Regions from separate parts of the Homo sapiens genome. Here region 1 is linked to region 2. Evidence: chromatin contacts called from ENCODE Hi-C or POLR2A ChIA-PET data. All regions are on one chromosome and are shown on one strand. Each heading gives the region's core, a stretch centred on a gene start or an enhancer-like site at or near the end of the contact. The rest is flanking DNA. Distances are from core to core; before and after follow the strand shown. Region 1 has its middle 43 kb from the start of GDF10. Region 2 has its middle 120 kb from the start of GDF10.

Evidence for each region. Hi-C counts contacts between places; a loop is a spot of excess contacts on that map. ChIA-PET counts read pairs that join two places held with the same protein, here RNA polymerase II (POLR2A). Pooled maps may share reads with other maps.
Region 1: a map of naive thymus-derived CD4-positive, alpha-beta T cell shows a loop between it and region 2 (3-fold over the local background). The contact joins two enhancer-like sites. A Hi-C loop is called at or near these places in 4 of 168 maps with a recorded cell type or tissue (aorta, breast epithelium, gastrocnemius medialis and 1 more) and 6 of 50 pooled maps. POLR2A ChIA-PET finds 5 or more read pairs at or near these places in 1 of 52 experiments (naive thymus-derived CD4-positive, alpha-beta T cell).

What each region holds. Positions count from the first base shown.
Region 1 is chr10:47,253,281-47,260,266 of GRCh38, reverse strand. No RefSeq gene overlaps it. Among named protein-coding and RNA genes, the nearest start is that of GDF10, 43 kb to the left of the region's middle. Within about 2 kb of position 2,351, at least 4 of the 41 ENCODE cell types and tissues checked have a DNase peak (open chromatin) inside an H3K27ac peak, as active enhancers do.
Region 2 is chr10:47,181,351-47,188,737 of GRCh38, reverse strand. No RefSeq gene overlaps it. Among named protein-coding and RNA genes, the nearest start is that of GDF10, 120 kb to the left of the region's middle. Within about 2 kb of position 5,182, at least 3 of the 41 ENCODE cell types and tissues checked have a DNase peak (open chromatin) inside an H3K27ac peak, as active enhancers do.

The DNA of each region.
Region 1 (6,986 bases), core at 1,102-3,601, 74 kb before region 2:
GGAAAATAACATGTGAAGATAAAGGCAGAGATCCAGGTGAAGCTTCTACAAGCCTAGGAATACTAAACATTGAAATCAACCACCAGAAACTCAGAGAAAATCTTGGAACATATTCTCTCTCACAGCCCTCAGGAGGAACAAAACTTACCAGCACCTTAATCTCAAACTTCCAGCCCCCACAATTGTGCTACAATAAACGTCTGTTGTCTAAGCCACCCAGTTTGTGGTGCTGTCTTACAACAGCCCTGGGAAACAAATCCATTATTTCACTGAATCTGTAGAGCAGCTCCATGAAGAAGATAATATTGTGCCCATTTTATAGAGGAAGAAAACAAGGTTCAGGGAAGTGACTTTCCCAAAGTTATGGTTTGAAACCAAATCTGTCTCACACCCAAGCCCACTACATCCTCGTCTTCCAGCCGGGATTTGCCTTCAGCCTTGGTGTCAGCACTCAAGTGGGGGGCAGGCAGATTAGTCCCTCAGGAAAGCACTTGTTTCTTGGAAGTACAGTCTCCTGTAGGTTCTGAAAGGCAGGCTGATCCACTGGAAACAGGAGCCATGTATCACGTTTCAGAAATCCAGCTCCTAGACAAGCCCCCTCAACCCGTCCCCCTGAGCCCTGCCCAGAAAGCTCCCAGCATGGACAATGTGCATTTAGCTCAGGCCTCCTCCTGACGGAGCTATGCTCCTGCCTCAAAAGCCACCTCAGATGGAAGTCCCCTCTTGGATGACAGAAATGCCCACTGACACAGACATGCAAATGTTCCATTGGAGGTTCCTGAGTTTCACCCAGTCCTGTTATAGGCAGGCATATCTTTTCACCTGCTCTATGAAATGGAATGGAAAGTGGAGCCGAAAGGCAGTTGTATTGACCCTGCCTTTCATTCACTTTGGCTCCATAAATCAAAGAGCAGTCATGCAGTCAGGCCCCCAGTAATATTCCTTCAGGATGTGCCGCAGGCATGGTAGATTGTACTTACTGGGTCAAATAAATACCTTTTCATCTGTCCGTAATATAGGTAGCTATATTACTCTTTGCAGTGTTTCTCCTATTAACTTGATCTAGGCTCTGGAGTGATTTTCCTGAAGCCATGGGATGAAACCAGGCATGTTTCATGCCTCCTCCTGTCCTTCTTCAACTCCCCTAGCAGGAAGGCATAGGGCACAGCCCAAGGTCCAGCCTACACCAAGACTAGCTAGGACCCCCAGCAGGTTCACAAGGATTCAGGACAAACGAGAAACACTGCTACTAATTTACCATGAAAGGTGTATCCCATGGACTCCAATTCCTTTTTACTTTTAGTTTTGCTTAGAAACTGGAAAAGCAAAACATGCTGGTTTTACAATATTGCTTGTTACAGAGGTATATAAAGTCTAACTTGAACGTACCCACCTCCTTGCAATTCAAACAAATTTAAAAGAGAAATTGAATCATACCATATAGAGTGCTTTGCAATCACCTTTTCACTAAGGAATAAACCAGCCGGGCGAGGTGGTGCATACCTGTAATCCCAGAATTTTGGGAGGCCAAGGTGGGAGGATCGCTTGAGCCCAGGAGTTTGAGACCAGCCTGGGTAACATAGCAAGACCCCATCTCTACAAAAATTAGCTTGGCTGGGTGGACATGCCTGTGGTCCCAGCTACTGGGGAGGCTGAGGTGAGAGGATCACTTGAGCCCAGGAGGCAGAGTTTATAGTGAGCCGAGATCATGGCACTGCACTCCAGCCTGGGCACCAGAGTGAGATCCTAACTCAAAAAAAAAAAAAAAAAGAATAAACCAAACCAAGGAGCCTTTTAGATCAGTAAATATAGTTCCATTAAACACTTTTTACTTCCTCCTCAGTTTTCCATATTTTGTTTTGTTCCATATTTTGGTTATTTTGGAAGTAAATATTATCCCCTGTTGATACTATTTAGATTGCCTACACTTTGGGGCTGCTATAAATAAGTCAGCTATTAATATTTTCATGCTTTTGTGCAAGTATTTCTATTAAGATAAATACTGAGAAATAACATTTTTGAGTAGAGAAAACTCTCACCTCGAATGCTGGGAGATACCCTTCAATTCAGCTGAAAATGTCACCTCTTTGCATTGTCCAGTGCTTTGTAAGAGACCCCATTTTCCCACCCAGTCACACCTTGGATATTATGTATCATTTATGTATTTTTGTGCTAACCTAAAGGGAAAAATGGAATTTCATTTTTTCCATCTGAAGATTTGTGAGAATGAGCATCTTATTCTATGTTTACCAGCCTTCCTCTTTCTTCTGTGCTGTGACCCTTAAGAACTTGGCGCTTTCACTTTTCCTATTGAGTTGTTTCAAGTTTTGTGGTTAAATTAGTCAGTCTTCTGCTTTTAAAACAATATTTCTGGTTTCCTGCCTTGCTTACAAAATACTTCCTTTACTCAAGATTGGAAGACTCATTGTCCCAGAGTTCTTGGTTGTAAGCAATAGAAACTTACTTTATTAAACATAGGCAGCAAAGAGACTTAGAAGGATAACGGATGTCTTAGTAAGAGATTGTAGTGTTTAGAAGCAACCCTTGGACAAAAGGCCAGGATAGAGGGATGCCAGAGAGCCAAAAACAAGCCAAATGGTGCCACTGGAGACATTGCCCTGGACGCTTGCTGCCAAGAGGCTGTTCTGATTCTGCTGCTATTGTCTACACTAGACTCTGGGTGCTGGGTGCTGCCATCCTACCATCACCTCCACCACCTGCTCCTCCACCACCACCCCCATAACACCAGCACCTCCCGCCACTTCCCCTCCATCCCCTCCTCTGGCATCTCCACCATCACCATCACCATAACTAGAGTGAATTCTAAAGTATCCCCTGATTCTTTGCAGTATGAGTTTCAGATTCAGAATCCTCAGTGGGAGTCTTTAATTGTTCATACGCAAGCTTTCACTGTCAAGAGTCAAGGAGAAAAATCTAATATTTGTGTTCATTTGGGGGGAATTGGTATCCTAATAATATTAAGTCCTCCCATCTAGGAACATGGTATTGTTACCAAGCGATCAATGGGCTTGGTGTCCAATTCACATAGAGGCCAATGCCATGGCACCAGCTTTTGAGAAAAGAAAAACAGCAATAAAGCTGCTTAATGGGCAAGAAGGCAAGAGAAAACTCTCAAACCTGTCTCCTCGAGCAGGGGTTTGGGTCAGGCTTTATAAGCATAGGGTAATGAGGTGTGATCTGATTGGATCTTGCAATGAGGTGGTGCCAGGAGGCATGATCTTACTGGATCCTGCCATGGGGTGATACCAGAGCTTCCTCTGATTGGATCCTGGCTCCTGCCAGGCAGTGTCTGCTTCTCAGTTCAGTCCCAATTTCTCAGTCCCAGCCCTGAGGTTCCTCCTGTGGCTGTCCATTTGGTTCGCCTGAGCACGCTCAGATTACATCACCTTCAATCTGGGGGCCCATGGTAACCTGAAAACAACTCACAACTTGGTTTCATAAAAGTTGAACCACATAGGTGTGATGAAGTTACAGTAGGTGCTAAAATCTCCCACTGTGATTGTGAGACTGTCAAATTCTAGGTTTTGGAATTTCAACAATGTAGTCACAGTAAGTTTCGTTAATGAGATGCCAGTCTTACTTATTAGTAGGTGATGATGTTTTCTGTCTCATGTTTCTGATTTTCTCTTTATTCTTCATGTTTTAAAATGTTAGATGGTTTTATTTTTTCATTAATCCTAACAAGATATGTGAGTCACTTTAATCTGAAGTTCTTTCTCCTTGTCTTCTTACCCTACGTTCTGACAGATTTCCTTGACTTTATCTTTCAGTTCATTTACTGATGATCACTTTGAAGACAGGAATTGGTGGGTCACACTTATAATGTCTAAGAAGATGTATTGCCAGAAGATTCTTTAATGAATGTATACGTTTCCTGAATTTCTGAGAACAGCAATTAGAGTGCTTTAAAAGTTTTCCTTAGTTCATCGCGTCATCTAGGTGCTTCGTGCCTCTTCCCTCTGCCCTTCCCAGTCTTCACGGCTACATGCTGACTGGCTCTTCTGCCTGGTGCACCCTTGTTTGAGAACTGGGCTGGTTCTTCCAGATGGCTGCTACAGTGGGTTAGTTCCTGCAGTCCTCTTCTCCAGGAGGCTTCTGAGGGCTGAGCTGACTGCTTGGAGCTCTGGGTACCTGGGCTCATCCGCTGGCAGCCCTGCCTAGGGTGTGCAATGGACAGCTGGTCTTGAGGTGGAAGGCATGGCTGCTAAATCAGTAGTTGATGTCAGAAGGCAGGACAGTTCATGTTCACCTGCATCTCCTCCAGCCCCTCCAGCTGACCTGGGCTGTGCCTGGCTGCCAGAGGAAGGCCCCTTTTCCTGTATCCATTTGTTCAGAGGAGCTGACAAATGGCTTCCTCTGAGTTCCCAATTTCTGCTGGGATTTTCCATTCCATCCTCTGGCCTGTGCCAGTAGTAACATTTTACACTTGTCTGACACCTTTTCTCCTCTGAGCTCCAAGCACTTTACAAGCAAGCAGTTGCTATTATTGCCCTCTGAATTCTGATGGAAAAGCTGAGAGTCATGGGATCAAAGCCGCCATGATTGGGCAGTGAAGACAAGGCTCCCAGACACCAGGCCAGTCCCCGGCCCTTGGCAGGACCACATAGAGCACCCCAGCTGCTGAGGTGAGGTAGCCCAGGGGAGGGTTTTCAGCACGGGCTCCCTAGAGGCTCCCCAGAGCCGTCTTATCCTGTTGTAAAGTGATGCATTGTCCTTTACTGCAGAAGAGAGTGGGACCCTTGGGACTCTTCCCTGCCAGAAAAAGTGGGCTGATGGTTCGTGGTTTATTTTGGGAATGAGAAGACTCATTCAATCTGTAAAGGGTCCTCATCTTGTCTTGAGGAACAGGAAGCAGATCTGTATTACGTGGCCCAGGCAGCGGAATAAGGTTCAGTTGCTACAGGTTTTCACCAGTCAGAGGACTTGTTAGCACTGAGAGCTGCCCAAAGGGGAGTGCGTTTGCGTCCCTGGTTGGGTCCCGAGGCAAGTGTCTCTAGCTGCTGCTGGGGATGTCCTGCATCACATGATGCTAGGGAAGGGTGACACATGAGGCCTCTTCCAACCCAGATCTTGCATCATAAGGACACACTCTAGTGCTATCTCCTCTAAGTGGTGGTGGCCTTGGGGCTGAAACCCTGAAACCCTGGGTCATGTCACATCTTGCTGGATCTGCAAAGCTCCTTAGTTCCCATCTCCTCCTTCTTTCATTTAGCAAAACTCGGTTTGAGGTCTGCATTTTCCCTCTTTTGTACGAAGCTTTGCCCAGTAGCAGCTTACTGTTTAACTGGAAGGAACATCTGTGACCATGAAATTTTCAGCAACCTAAAAAGGCCCTGTTAAGTAATATTTGCTGAGCTAGTGTTGGGAGTCAGCAGTGTGTGTGTGTGTGTGTGTGTGTGTGTGTCTGTATGTCTGTGTGTGTGTGTGTCTGTGTGAATTCAGCTGCCCTCAGGCAGGTGGCTGGAAACTGGCTCACCTTTATCTGAGAACACATCAATCTTGGGAAGAGAATCCATGGAACTGAGTATGGAGGGACACCTGGCCAGAAAGAAACTGAGAACAAGTCATTCCTACCCCAGGGACCACAGAAGGAGGCAGACAGCTGGAGGAATGTGGTGTGTGTGCGTGTGTGTGTGTGTATTAGAGAGGGGTAGAGGACTATATTTTCTGGGCAGATAGAATTCTGAGCACATCTGTGTGTGTTAATGCTCACATGAAACCTTTCAAAGCTTGGAGAGATGGGTATTATGATTCTATTTTCCCAGTGAGGGATTAGAAGTCAAATAAGCTGCCCACGGCCCCAGCCCCGGCCAGAGCAGAGCTGGGATTTGAACCCAGTTAGTTGTCTTTGGCTCTGAAGCCCTTTCTCCTCTGTATCCCTGCCTGCCTTCAATGCAGGTGCCACAAATGAGGTCCCACGGACCCTGCTGACTGGCTCTGAGTCTTCCGGCTAGCCCGGCTGTCCCAGGCCCCAAGTGCTCTTTCCCAAGGGCTGGCTGCCTTGCAGGTCTCCAGAAGCCTCCGGGTCCACCCCCATGCCTCCCCAGATGCTCTAGAGAGCTCTGGGCCCAGGCCCAAGCCCAGCAGGGCAGCCCTGTGGTTTGCGATCTGGCCATGCATAGCTGGCTCTGAGCAGGCACTTATCATTCTTCCACGACCACCCAGTCAGTCTAACACAGCCTGGAAGTGCAGCTCTAGCTGCCCAGGCCGGTGGTGGCTCAGTCCTCACTGAGCCCTGCTGCTCCCACTCGCTGTCTGCCACCCCCGCTGTAGCCGGCCCCGCCTGCCCAGCTGAGCGAGAGGTCGCTGGAGCCCAGAAACAGCAGGGTCTGAGCATCCCTAGCAAACCACAAAGGGAGATTCACAAATCAAAAGGGCCCTAGAGAACAAAGCTGTCACATCAGTCCATCATGGAGTCGGATCTCAAAATATCGCCAGGCCAGAGTCCTGCCAGCTGTGAGTCACCACCCGGCCAGAGCAGCCGCAGCGGGCCCCCAGCCACATGGAAAAACACCTCGGCAGCCAGCTGGCTGCTCTCTGCCCAGACCTGGGAGGTGTAGGGTGTCTGTGGGGTGGTTCCACACCTCCATGCTGCGGTGTGGAGAGGAGTCAGCCCTGGTATGCTTGCTGTAGGAGCAGGAGGGAGGGGACAAGGGAACGGCCATATCGACGATGGCTTCTGTCTTCCTAAGGACGCAGTCCAGGCCTGCTTCATCCCTCCAACCCTGCTCCAAGCCTCTGGGATAACCAGCAGTGTGAGGCTGGTTGACGACAGTGGCTCAGCACAGCCTTTGATGTCACCCTTTTTATGCCTCCCTGTGGCCCTACACTGCTGGCCCACCTCTTCCCAGGTGATGAGAAGTTGGATTCAGGGCCTATGTAAGTCCAGCATCTCATCGCACCAATGCCTATGGCAATGCACAGACCAAGAGCCTGCACTTGGTGTGCTGAGTCCCTCTTCATGC
Region 2 (7,387 bases), core at 3,933-6,432:
ATGGAGTGCGAGGTGGACCGAGGCTCTGCCCTTATGCAGCTCCCAGTCTCAGAGAGAAATTGACCTGAAGCAGAAGTTTTGTGTCTGGCAAGATGATGCCTGGTCTCAAGACTGAGTTGTCAAAGACTGGGTCACAGACCGGAAGGTCAAGCATCTAGACAATGGTTTCTTTGTGTGCATGTGGCATCAAACATTTCAAGTAGATTGCAATAATTTTCAGGGTGTGATAGGAAATAAATTATTTGCACCTTTCCCACTTCCTTCTCCTTCTCCTCTTCCTCTCTTCTTTCTCTTCCCTTTCCCTTCTTACTTGATTGTCCCAGAAGGTCTTGAGGTAATTCCACTGCAGGCCTGTGCAAACTCGCCCTCACCATATCCTGGTAGGAAGGTGGGGCCTCAGGTACCAGCAGAAGCTCAGGATGGCAGTGGCCGAGCCATCATCCAGTCTCCCAGTGAGAACCTCACCTCAGGGGCTAGTCCCTCTTCTCTCCCCACCTCCACCCTACCTCCTCTTCCCCACCCCCCAACTTCTGCCTTGCCACTGTGAAACCCTTGCCTGGTCCTCTGAGGAGGAGACGCCACCCCTGCCTCACTTCCCTGCAGGCTTTTGCCTCCTTTGTGGCCCTTGAGCCCAGTGACGCTGTGGCTGAGGGTGTTGGCAGATGTTTCTCCCTTATCAGATGGCTTACCCTGAGGATAGAGATCATCTTTCTGTCAGAGCACCTGACACACAGTAGGTGTTCAGAAGACATGCATTTAGAAGATGAAGGAGAAGCCAGTGATCCATCGTGGTTTCCCTCTATAGTGGCCACACAGGGGGTCCCCTTGCTGTGGCCCCACACACTGGCCCTCCTGCCTCAGCTCAAGGCCTCTCTCAGAGGCCAAGGCTCTCAGAAGAGGTGATGTCTGGCCAGATGGTGTCTGACCAGGCCCACTTCACCTGGGGCCCGTTCAGAGAAGGCCCAACCATGCCATGTTCCTGATAACTTGTTCTAGAAGTGTTTGTATTCTTGAAGGCTCCATTGCAGGCAGGCTGTGGGACTGCCCTGCAGCGGGTGAGCCTGTCTCCTCTTCCTCGGGGAAGTGCGTCTTCATGGCCAGCTGCCTGCATCTCTGGCCCACCGAGGTCACGGTAAAGATATGAGGTCAGCAGTTCAAACCAGGTATCCCTGCAATACGTACAAACGTGGAGGAATGGATGCAGCATCTAGTGTGGGCAAGGGTTCTAGCAAACCACCCCCTTCACTTGGGCACCCTGCTCAGGTGAGTGGGGTGTATATGCACTTTAGAGTTCAGATGAGAAAGAGAGAAAGAAGGGGGCAGGTGTGAGACAGAAAGAGAGAGTGCCACATGGTGACAAAGCAAAGGGCCAGCAACAAAGTGGCCAGATGAGGGGGACACATCCCCTTGAGCTCTGCTCAATGAAGCTCTGCAAGGCTGCTGAGTGAAAAGGACCTTTCTGCTTCACCTCTGCAGCCATCCTTGCCTCTGCCTTTAGACATGTTGCATGGTGCACGCTTGCGGACACTGCCGCTTCTCTGTGGTTCATTCACTCCCAGGCAGTTCCTAGCACATGGTTGCTCTAAACGCCTCCCTTCTCTCGGGTCCCATCTCCTCCTGCTCTCATGACTGTCTCCTGCCTGCTTCCCAGCCCCAGCCATCATGTATGTTTGTTCAGAACTTTGCACCTTAGGGTCACCTTTCTGCCCATGGTCACATTAGTCCACACGGCAGCCTCAAGGTGACACCGCTATTACCACTGCAAAGACAGTCAGGGTGGCACCCATCAGGGTCAACTCCCAATTGCATGTCTACTTTTGAGGTCAAGATAGTTCTCCACATTGGATGGACAGGGAAGGTGCCATGCAAAGGCTGCATAACTGCTCCAAGGTCCCACACAGCCCATGAGAAGAGACAGAGAAGATACGGCAGGCAGTCTTTGTGACTGGATTCTTTCACTCAGCATAATGCATTTGAGATTCAGCCATACTGCTGTATGGATCAGTAGTTATTTTCTTTTTATTGATGAGTAGCATTTTATTGTTTGATGTACCATAATTTGCTTATTTACTCATGGACATCCATGTGGGTTCCAGTGTTTGGAAATTATGAACAAAGCTGCCATAAACATTTGTGAGCAGGTCTTTGCATGGAGTTCCATCTGGGTCCATCTAACGACCAAGCCTCTGTTCCTTAGCCACGAGCTTCCACTGACACAAAACGCAATTGCGAAAGCACCCATCCTGTCAAACGGCCACTTTGGAATACACTGATAATTGTCACTTTGTTTCTTGGGGTGTATATATTGGGAGGTTTCCATTTTCTCATAAAATTAACAGAATTGAGACCCAACTATAGAATGAATACATTAAAAGACTAAAATACCCAGCACACACAATAGACATGTCAGAAAGACTAAACAGGAATCCTGACCATACCAACGGCTGGTGAGGATGTGGAGCAGTTGGCGCTCTCCCACACTGTGGGTGGAAGGGGAAACAGCACAGCCACCATGGTGAGCACTCTGGCAGTGGTGGGAAGGTCATTGTAGAGTGAGCCACGCACTAGCCATACAACCCAGCAACCCCACTCCTAGGTGTCACCCAAGAGAATGCAAAACATGACTCCATACAAATGCTCACAAATGTTTATAGCAGCTTCGTTTATAATTACCAAAAGCTGGAATCCACGCAGATTCCATGAATGAATAAACAAATCATGGTACATCATACAATGAAATTCTATTTATCAATAAAAAGGAAAGGACTACTGATTCCACACAGTAGCACGGCCAGATCTCACATGCATTATGCTAAGTGAAAGAAGCCAGTCACAAAAACAACACACTGTCTGATTCTATTTATATGACATTCTGAGGAAGGCAATACTATAGAAACAGGGAGATTCAGGTTAGGGGAGAGGTTTGACTACAGTGGGGCATGTTCAGGAAATATTCTATATGGACATAGATGATGAAATATTATTCCAAATATAATAGGTGGAAATACTCTGTATCTTGATTATGGTGGTGATTACATGGCTATATATATTTGCCATAATTCATAGAAGAGTACATCTAAAAGGACAAATGTTATGTATGTAAAATTATACCTTAATAAATCTGAGTTACAGAAACTACCTAGCTCAGCAGATGCTCTTTGAGAGTGAGTGAGCCCAAGCTTCACCCTTGTAGGTTATGTAAATGCATAAACCTCTGTGAAAACAGTGATTCCTGACTGTCGCTGCAAGTTACCAAGCTGAAGGTGAGCGGCAAGAGAGCTGCAAGGTGTAGCAGGAGAAAGTGTGCCAAAGCGCAGAGAGGAAGGTGGGGAGGGGCCCAGGCGGGAAAGGAGTTAAGGTGCAGCAGGGCTCAGAGCCCTGCACCTCTGGAGTGGGTGTGGCCTGCCTAGAAGAAGCAGTAACCAGGTGGTGATGGAAACAGTATCCCTGGAGAGAGGGGCAGGTAGGGGCAGGACAGGGGTCGGGGCCCTGGCTGGGGTTCAGGAAAGACCCAAGATTGCCAACACAGCAAGAATAGCCGATCTCAGGGGTGGAGGCTGCAGCACAGTTGGGCTCATGGCCCCCGGTGAGACCTGCACACAAGCACTCAGATCCGGGGACCTGGGCCAGGCACTACTGGGCACCAGATGAGGTGCTGTCCACTCAGGAGACCGGGTCGTCCTCCCCACTATGAGCGTGAGAATGGCATGCAAGAGGGCAAGGGCCCGCAGCTGTTACTTCACCCAGGACACAGTCCAGGGCTGTAGCCCATGCTTTGCCCTGTGTGTTACAGTCCATAGCTTCTCTGGTGCCCAAGGTGGCCCTGTGCAACCCTATCTCAGGCAGCAAGATGTATTCTGGGCCCCAGGTCGTGTCCCTGGGGCACCTCGATGTGGCCCCCTCCAGGCAAAGTAACCCAGACACAGGGGGTTGGCTGGTGGTCAGAGAGGTGTTGGCCTCTGCAGCCATCTGACTCCAGCATAGCGAAGTGGTGACATCTGTCACCCCTCTGCAGCCTCTGGCCCTGGTTTTCCAGCTGCACCACTTGAGGATGCTGCAGAGCCATGAGGTCAAAGAAGTAATCCTTTCCCTCTGAAGTGAGGACCTGGAAAGTCCACATTTGCTGGAGAGCAGGGGAGGCCTCTGCAGGATGGTTACGCCACCTGTCACCAAACGGTCCAACCCAGCCCCAGTAGGGGTGTGGGCAGAGCAATTTGCTCCCTTTGAATATCTAGTTCTGTAGCCTGCAGTAGCTTAGGGAGTGGCCCAAGGGGGTTTCCCTAGTTAAGTCCTGCCGGTTCATCACCCAAGACTCAATATGCATCTGGCATTAGGCACAAGTGGTGAGCCCAAAGAGGCATAAAACAAGGCCAAGGCCTATAGGCAGACTTACCCACTGACTGGAGATAAAACATACTGAGGGATGATCCAGCTGCCTGGTGCCCATCCCTGGGAAGGGCAGGTGGCTCTCTCTGAGGGTGGTGGGCCACTGCACTGCCAGTGAGTTTAGAAGACATGGCACCTCAGGTGCTGGGAGCACTTTCTGTGTTCTTTCCTCTTCTTGTGGCTTGTCCTGCACCTGCACCTCCAAAGGCTTTATTTTCGTTGTATTTCATTGCTGGGCTCTGCTCTAGGGTGGGGCCTGTTTAAGAGGTGCCTGTTCCTTGGCACCAAAATTGTTCTGGGCCTGCTCATGTGGCATCCGCCTCATTGTGCACTCCCTGGGGACCGCTCTGCCTCCAATTTTGTCCCTCACCCTGACTCCTCTGTGTGAGGCCCTCTGCCCTCCAACCACAGAGGTGCTGCCCCAGTTTGCCCCTGGCTCCTTGGCTCCAGGGAGAGGCTGTGCTTTGCATGTTGAGTTGATTCCTTCAGCCTTACTGGAACGTCATGTACCCGTCCTGACAGGATTTCATGACTCAGAAATGTGAGGTCTTCTTTGGCTGCAGAGCCCTGTGTAATGAAAGAAGCCTGGGAAATATAACCTGTGATAGGCTAGGACTTCTCCAAACCTGGACAGTCCCTCAGCAAAACTACAAAGCCAATTGTGAAGTCCCGGCAGTTTGTGGTCGTGGCTGCTCTGTTTGCCACATACAGCCAGCCGTACCTTCAGAGCTGTAGGCAAATGGACGGAGGGACCGGTGCTGACTCTTGCAACTGGGTTTCATCACGGCAGTGTGCTCCAGATCTCTGGGCATCTGGAACGAATGTGTAAGGAGTGAGGACAGGGAACTGCAGCCTTTGTCAGCTCCCTCTGCCCAGGTGGTGGGTTGGGGAGGCCCAGCGGTGCCAGGTTCCGAGGATAACTTCTCTGCTGCTAGACTTTGATTATGTCAGAGTCTCCTGGCCAGACTCCCTATGTGAGAAATGGGGTGGGGATGTCATGGGACAAGTCCAGCCACCAAGCCCTCTAGGTCCAGGGTCTGCCCACATGGGGGACACCTGGAGGCCAGATGTGTGCCCACAGGGCACCTGGTGAGATGGGAGGGTGAAGAGAAACTCTTTCTTGTGTGAACTATGTCCTCTGAGTGCGGCGAACCCCCATCCAAGCCTCTTCAAATATTTACATGTCTACCTAGGCTTGGACAGCTGTTTGGCAAGGGAGGCAGTTGGTCAACCTCCATATGCTTTCTAACTTGAAATAGTGCAGATGAGCTGGTCCTTGTTAAATGAATTAGGCTCTTACTATTTGAGTCCAAAACCTGTCTGGCTCAAGATATCTGGTCCTTCACTCCCAGACACTTGAAGATCCATGCAGTGTTTCCCTACCCTCAGCCATCCAGTGCCAATGTCCAGCCATTTATAATTTACTTAATATTTTCTTTAAATTGATCCACTCATACTGCCTACATAAATAGAATTTAAAAGGAAACTTTATACCACAAGTATAAATAGGAAACTATTAATACTTGCCATAAGTAGAAGGGAACTATATTTTAAAATACAATGAAAATAAAGCAAGTTTATTAAATTCTAGCAGGACACTGTTTTGCCAAGTTTCTCAGATTGAAACTGTTCTCTCTTTGTTAAACAGTGAAATTATCATGTGTTAGAGCAGTGTTACAGACATGCCTTTGGGAATCTAAAGAGAACTAGAAAGAGAATCACATTCACATTACAAAAGTCAGTGTTATTTTATTCATTCAGTTACTAAATACCCAGCAAGTGGTTGAGTGGAGTGGATAGTTCTTAGGACTACAAAGGCAAAATTAAATATAATCCTGTTTCCTTGTAGAGCTCATGATCTAGCAGAGAAGACTGACAAGGAACAAGTAAATAAATTTTAAAAAATCAACTTCAGTTTGTGGGAAGAAAAGAAAGCAAAGTATGTGCATAGAGAGGAGTATATTTTGAGTAGGTGTGTGTTGCAATGTGGGGACTGCACCTAGAGTGACCTTCATACTGAGTTTGAGACTCCAAATGGATATTTGAATGGTGACCTGAACTGGGTCTATGTGGAAAGGCTGGGGCTGAAATGATAAATTTAGGGATAGCAGTAGCATAGATGGTGTTCGAAGCCACAGGCCCAAATGCCTAGGTGGCACACGTGCATGAAGGGTGGGATCTGAGGGCTGAGCCCTTGGTCCCCCACATTAACGAGTCAGGAAGGAGAGAAGGAGCCAGCCAGGGAGATGAAGACAGGCAGACCCCTGTGGTCTTCCGTGGTTCTGTGGAAACACAATGAGAGTGCTTGGAAAGGATGGAGCGATTGACTAAAAAACGTTGCTGAGGCATTGAGTCAGATGAGGACCCTTGGGTTTGACAAGATGGCAGCACTTTTGGTGGGACAGTAAGAGTGAACACCTCATTGGAGCGGGTTAAAGAGAGGACAGGGAGCGAGGAAGGGGAGACAGGGAGCACAGTCTTCTCTTGACTTTTTCAATAACAGTGCTGGTGTTGAAGAACTCATCTGCCTGCAGCAGCTCATGAGCCACTCGAAATCAAACTGTGGATCACATGGCCTGAAAATCCACCCTGGATACCCAACCCCTGAGACAGGTAACACCCCCAGGAGGGTGACTTCTAGGTTAGTTTTCCCCCAGGAAGGGTCTTTCCTCTCTGGGAGCTGGGGACCCGGGGGCCCGCACTCAACACAGACGTGTATAGCAGCAGGGCAGGCCCATGCCAGGGCCACACGGCCGCACACAACCCGGGCCCTTATCCCAGAGCACAGTGAGGCGCCGGGCTAGTCATGCTGCAGCATGGATATTTATTGATCTTGATTCACACGATCCAAGAAAAGCTTGGCCACAGAGCCTTTGGTTCAATCACAAGGATATGGGGGTTGGGCATGGGCGAAAGAGAAGGAAATGGAATTTAAAGGAATCTGTCTTTAAGAAAATAACTCTTTGTAAACCTGATTTATGGGAGCCTGTGCATGCAATAG